Regions from separate parts of the Homo sapiens genome. Here region 2 is linked to region 1. The links are chromatin contacts, found by Hi-C or POLR2A ChIA-PET in ENCODE. All regions are on one chromosome and are shown on one strand. Each heading gives the region's core, a stretch centred on a gene start or an enhancer-like site at or near the end of the contact. The rest is flanking DNA. Distances are from core to core; before and after follow the strand shown. Region 1 holds the start of CBFB (core-binding factor subunit beta). Region 2 holds the start of AARS1 (alanyl-tRNA synthetase 1).

Region 1 (2,700 bases), core at 72-2,571:
TGCCATGTTGACCAGACCGGCCTCGAGCTCCTGATCTCAGGTGATCAGCCTGCCTCGGCCTCCCAAAGTGCTGGGATTAGGCCAGGCGCAGTGGCTCATGCCTGTAATCCCAGTACTTTGGGAGGCCGAGGCGGGCAGATCACCTGAGGTCAGGAGTTCGAGACCAGCCTGACCAACATGGCGAAACCCCGTCTCTACTAAAAATACAAAAAAATTAGCTGGGCGTGGTGGTGGGTGCCTGTAATTCCAAATACTCGGGAGACAGAGGCAGAAGAATCACTTGAACCCAGGAGGCGGAGGTTGCAGTGAGCCGAGATCGCGCCATTGCACTCCAGCCTGGGCGACAGAGCGAGGCTCTGTTTAAAAAAAAAAAAAAAAAAAAAAAAAAAAGAGGGCTGGGATTACGGGTATGAGCTACAGTGCCCGGCCACAGGACTAACTTTGAATCAAACTCTGCCATAAATCCCATGTCAGACTTTCTCCAGTTTGGGCTAAACAACTTCCCTAGAATTTATGGATCTTATTTTTTGCAGCTGATTGCACATTGAGTAAGTATATGGACTGGCAATCGGTTACATTCTTAACTCAGCTTGTTCTTCTTTAGAAACTTAAATTTATTGGGCTCCCACTGTGTGCTAGACCCACATAAAGGTTCTCACGCTAACACTGCAAACCTAGGAGTGTCTGCATTTTGGAAATAAGGAAACTGAGGTTTAGTGGTCCAATTCTTATCTAAGGCCCCAGCCAGCAGGTAGTGTAGCTGAGTGGGATCCCATCTAAGACCCATCTGACTCCAAAAGCCACGACCTTTCCACCATGACTCGGTTGGATTCTTTGGTCCGTTTCCACCTCAGTCTTCAACGTGCAGAGCCTACACCCCTGCCGGTCGGTTTAGGGACGAAAAGTCCCCAAGGACTTAGGTTTCCTCGCGTTCAAGTGACAATCTGGGGTTACTCCGCGCACCTGGGGAACCCAGAAGTTCCAGATGACCGAGGAAGGGCGGTAGAAAAGGCCTGCGCTGGCTACTCCCGTCTGCTAAAGGCCAGGCGGATCCCCCAACGACAGCTCCACGCCGAGTGGCCGCGGGCGAGCAGGGGGAAAAGGGCCCTGATGCGGAAGGAGCCCCGGGGCGCCACAGCCAGGCCGCTCCGCCAGCGGGCGGGTGGCGCATGCGCGGCGTGGGCCGCGGAGTTGTGAATGGTGCGTCTTGTTTGCCGGAGTTGGAGGCGGGCGGGCGCGCGAGGAGGAGGGGTGGGGCCGGCGGGGGCGGGGTGGGCGGTGAGAGGAAGTGGCGGCGGCGGCGGCGGCGGCGGCCGGGGGCGGTGAGCGCTGGGGCTGCGCGGGCGGCAGGCAACGGCTGAGGCGGCGGCGGCGGCGGCGGCGGCGTGGGTTGGGCTCGAGCGGGCGGCGGCGCCTCAGACTCCCCGGAACGGGAGCCCACGCGGGCGGGCGCCTGAAACAAAGGGAAGCGGGCGTCCGGGCGCCGCGGGTGGGCGGTCAGTCGGTCAGCGCGGAGCCAGCCAGCGGGTGCCCGCGCAAGCCCCGAGCGCGGCCGGCCGGCGCGGCCTCAGGGCGGGAAGATGCCGCGCGTCGTGCCCGACCAGAGAAGCAAGTTCGAGAACGAGGAGTTTTTTAGGAAGCTGAGCCGCGAGTGTGAGGTGAGGCAGGCGGGCGGGCGGCTAGGAGGCCGCAGCGCGCCCCGAGTGGGCCCGGGCGGAGAAAAGTTTGGGCGGCACGGTCCCCGGGAGTCCCGGTCGGTGCGCCCGCGGAGGGGCAATCTCGCCGGGGCGGCCATCGCCCGCAGCCTCTGCTTGCCCTTATCGGCGCTGCGCTGGGAGGGCGGGCGCGCGGGCGGCGCCGCGGATTTGGCTCCTGATTTCGGGCCGTCTTGCCTTGCAGATTAAGTACACGGGCTTCAGGGACCGGCCCCACGAGGAACGCCAGGCACGCTTCCAGAACGCCTGCCGCGACGGCCGCTCGGAAATCGTAAGTCGGCTGGCCCGGGGCGCGCGCGGGTCACTTGTTGCGCGGGGCCGCGGCGGCCCAGGCCGGTTCCGGACGGCGGCGCGGCTGCTGCGGCTCCCGGAACTGAGTGGGCGCCGTCTCACTTCCTACTCGGGATTCAAAATGCGAAACCAGATGCCGCGGGCCGGTACTCGCGGGGAGACGCTTTTCCTGGGGCTCGCCGCGGTGGCGCGTGTCGGCCAACGGAGCACCGCGAGTGGAGCTCGAACCCGAGCCAGACTAAACAAGCGAAGGGCATTGTTTAGGCGGCGACACCGAAGAAGGGTTCAGGGTATTTGTAGCAAGCAAACCCCCATTCGGAAAAAGAAGTGGAGCTTCATTCAAGGTCGGCGATAGTTTGTTTCTTAGAAGGTAGATCTGTCGGTAATTCTCTGTGTCAAGCGGTCTCACTACCAGATCGCCGAGTAGAAATCTTTCCTCCAGTTATTTATTCTAATAGAGAGGGGAGGGGGGGGAAAAGGCCCTAAAAATGTCATTTTCTTAGAATGTTAAGCTTCAGGAGAATCAGAAAGAAACCATTATCCCCATGTCCTGAGTAGGGCTGCTGTTCCTAAAAACTGCACAGATGGGCAAAACCCACGGTTGATCTCGAGGTCCTTGTTTTAGGAGGCAGATTTAGTGCGTCTTCACCAGACCTTGGGTTGAAAAAAAAAATCCAAGGGTCCTAGTTCCTCT
Region 2 (2,713 bases), core at 176-2,675, 3.3 Mb after region 1:
ACAGCCTTCCCCTTCTTCTTTTTTTTTTTTTTTTTTTTTTGAGACGGAGTCTCGCTCTGTTGCGCAGGCTGGAGTGCAGTGGCGCGATCTCAGCTCACTGCAAGCTCCGCCTCCCGGGTTCACGCCATTCTCCTGCCTCAGCCTCCCGAGTAGCTGGGACTACTGGGACTACGGGCGCCAGTCACCACGCCCGGCTATTTTTGTATATTTGGTAGAGATGGGGTTTCACCGTGTTAGCCAGGATGGTCTCAATCTCCTGACCTCGTGATCTGCCCACCTCGGCCTCCCCAAGTGCTGGGATTACAGGCGTGAGCCACCGCGCCCGGCCGCCTTCCCCTTCTTGATAAGGCTCCCCCTCTTTTACTGTCTCACAGCCTCAAGTGTTTCCCTTCATAATTTCCATACGCGCTTCATGGATTGTTTAATGTGCGCCTCCCCCATCAGGCTGTCAGTTCCATCCCAGCAGCAACGACTGTTCTGGGCTCTTTTTTTTTTTTTTTTTTTGAAACGGAGTCTCCCTCTGTCACCCAGGCTGGAGTGCAATGGTGTGATCTCAGCTCACTGCAACCTCCGCCTGCCGGGTTCAAGCGATTCTCATGCCTCAGCCTCCGGAGTGGCTGAGAGTACAGGCGCGCGCCGCCACGCTCGGCTAATTTTTGTATTTTTAGTAAAGACGGGGTTTCACCATGTTGGCCAGGCTAGTCTCGAACCCCTGACCTCAGGTGATCCGCCCGCCTCGACCTCCCAAAGCGCTGGGATTACAGGCGTGAGCCTCCGCGCCTGGCCCTGGGCTATTACAGCACATCCTCAGCATCTAGTACAGTGGCTGCTAAATACGTATTTCGTGATCAGGTATACTAATCCTTTAACACCAAGTTCGGAATTAACTCACATGCTTCAAAGCACACCGAGAAATACAAACTGTTTTACAGAACAGCTTAAGATGACGGTCTCGGTGCGCCTGGACCGGCATCAGCTGTTTAGTTAATTTTAAGAAATCAAGGAATGGCTGGCTTACAGCAGGATTGCACCCAGCTGGCCCATCCTTCCTCCCGTGCCCCCACCCGCCCCTAGGGGATTAAAACCAAGGGAGCTAAAACCCCAGGTTGGCAACCGTGAGGTATTGGTGCTCAGCAAATCCACCCGAGGCCGCGACACTCGCAGCGCTCCCGGGGGCGAACGCAAGGCCACACTGTCCAGCTCCCGCTCCAGCCCAGACTGGGCTTCTCCAGGCCACGCGGGGCCTGATCCTGGGGCCCACTGCGGCTGCGGAGCTTTCCCCCCAGTCTGCGGGCCCAGCCGCTCTCCTAGCACCGCAGAGCTCTCCGAGGGCGGCCTACCTCTCCTAGGGTCGCCGTCCCCAGCTCCTCCCTCAGAGTCCCCCGCCAAGGGCCCGCTGCACCTATTCCCGCAGACGCGCAGCTGTACCGGCCTCAGACCACGACCTACCACAACCCGCCACGCTCCGTCCAATCAGAGCGCGCCGACGGAAAGTGCCCCGCCGCGCCTTACCTCATGAGATATTATTGGTCAACCAACATGCCAGTCAAACTGAGGACGAATCCGTTCATTAGTGGATTCCTGGGAAGGCGGCTCTAACTTGGCTGATGCAACTGCGAGAAAAGGTGGGATGGGGTGCGTCACATGATCGAGTTAGACCCCCCCCCGCCCCCCCCGCCCCCCCCCGCCCCCGGCTCCCGGAGGTCGACATTTTGGTTTCCATAGGCAAAGTCCTAACACCACAATTGACATAGTTAAAAAGGGGAGACGGTAACGTGTTTGGTAGAGGTTACATATCTTGCTATAGTTGTTTATTTTAGTTGCTGAGTGATACACAGCCCTCAAAGAGTCTGACATTGTGCCCATGGTTACACTTGTCCGGGGGAGACCTTGAATTTGGTGTGGAAGAAATAACATCAGTAGTTCAGGTACGATTGGATCAGCATCTGGTCCTCGATTTGCCTTTGGAAAAAAAAAAGTTAATATTTATAGGCCTGGGGGAGGAGGGTGAATATATATATATACATATACATATATACATGCCAGGTGCGGTGGCTCACGCCTATAATTGCAACACTTTGGGAGGCCAAGGTGGGAAGATCACCTGAACCCAGGAGTTGGAGACCAGCCTGGTCAACATAACTAGACCCTGTCTCTACGAAAAATTTTTTAAAAGGCCGGGCGCGGTGGCCCACACCTGTAATCCTAGCACTTTGGGAGGCTGAGGCCAACGGATGACGAGGTCAGGAGACCGAGAGCATCCTGGCCAACATGGTGAAACCCCGTCTCTACTAAAAACACAAAATTAGCCGGGCGCGCATCTGTAGTCCCAGCCACTCGGGAGGCTGAGGCAAGGGAATCCCTTGACCTCGGGAGGCGGAAGTTGCGGTGAGCCGAGATGGCGCCACTGCACTCCAGCCTGGCTACGGAGCAAGACTCCGTCTCAAAAAAAAAAATAAAAAATAAAAATTAGCCAGGCATAGTGGCGCATGCTTGTAGTCCCAGCTACTTGGGAGGTTGAAGTGGGAGGATCACTTGAGCCTAGGAAGTTGAGGCTGCAGTGAGCCCTGATCGTGACACTGCATTCCTTGGGCGACAGAGCGAGGCCCTGTCTGAAAAATATGTATGTATTTATACGTGAGGCATTGCATCAAACATTTCACATGCTTATTTCATTTGATTTTTAAACTGTGTATGAGGTCAGCTGGAGTCC

The links. A loop is a pair of places that touch in the nucleus more often than their neighbours do. ChIA-PET counts read pairs that join two places held with the same protein, here RNA polymerase II (POLR2A). Pooled maps may share reads with other maps.
Region 2: a loop to region 1 is called in a pooled map, with 5 times the contacts of the local background. The contact joins the promoter of AARS1 here to the promoter of CBFB in region 1. A Hi-C loop is called at or near these places in 1 of 50 pooled maps. POLR2A ChIA-PET finds 5 or more read pairs at or near these places in 2 of 52 experiments (activated CD4-positive, alpha-beta T cell and activated naive CD4-positive, alpha-beta T cell).

The regions. Positions count from the first base shown.
Region 1 is chr16:67,027,828-67,030,527 of GRCh38, forward strand. CBFB (core-binding factor subunit beta) reads left to right here and starts at 1,322. Exons shown (of 6, transcript NM_022845.3): 1 at 1,322-1,658; 2 at 1,900-1,986. The coding sequence starts at 1,581. RefSeq lists an enhancer at 585-724 and silencers at 1,285-1,474, 1,565-1,804, 2,055-2,104.
Region 2 is chr16:70,288,081-70,290,793 of GRCh38, forward strand. AARS1 (alanyl-tRNA synthetase 1) reads right to left here and starts at 1,426. Exons shown (of 21, transcript NM_001605.3): 1 at 1,341-1,426. It also overlaps a transcript of DDX19B not described here. RefSeq lists a silencer at 642-771.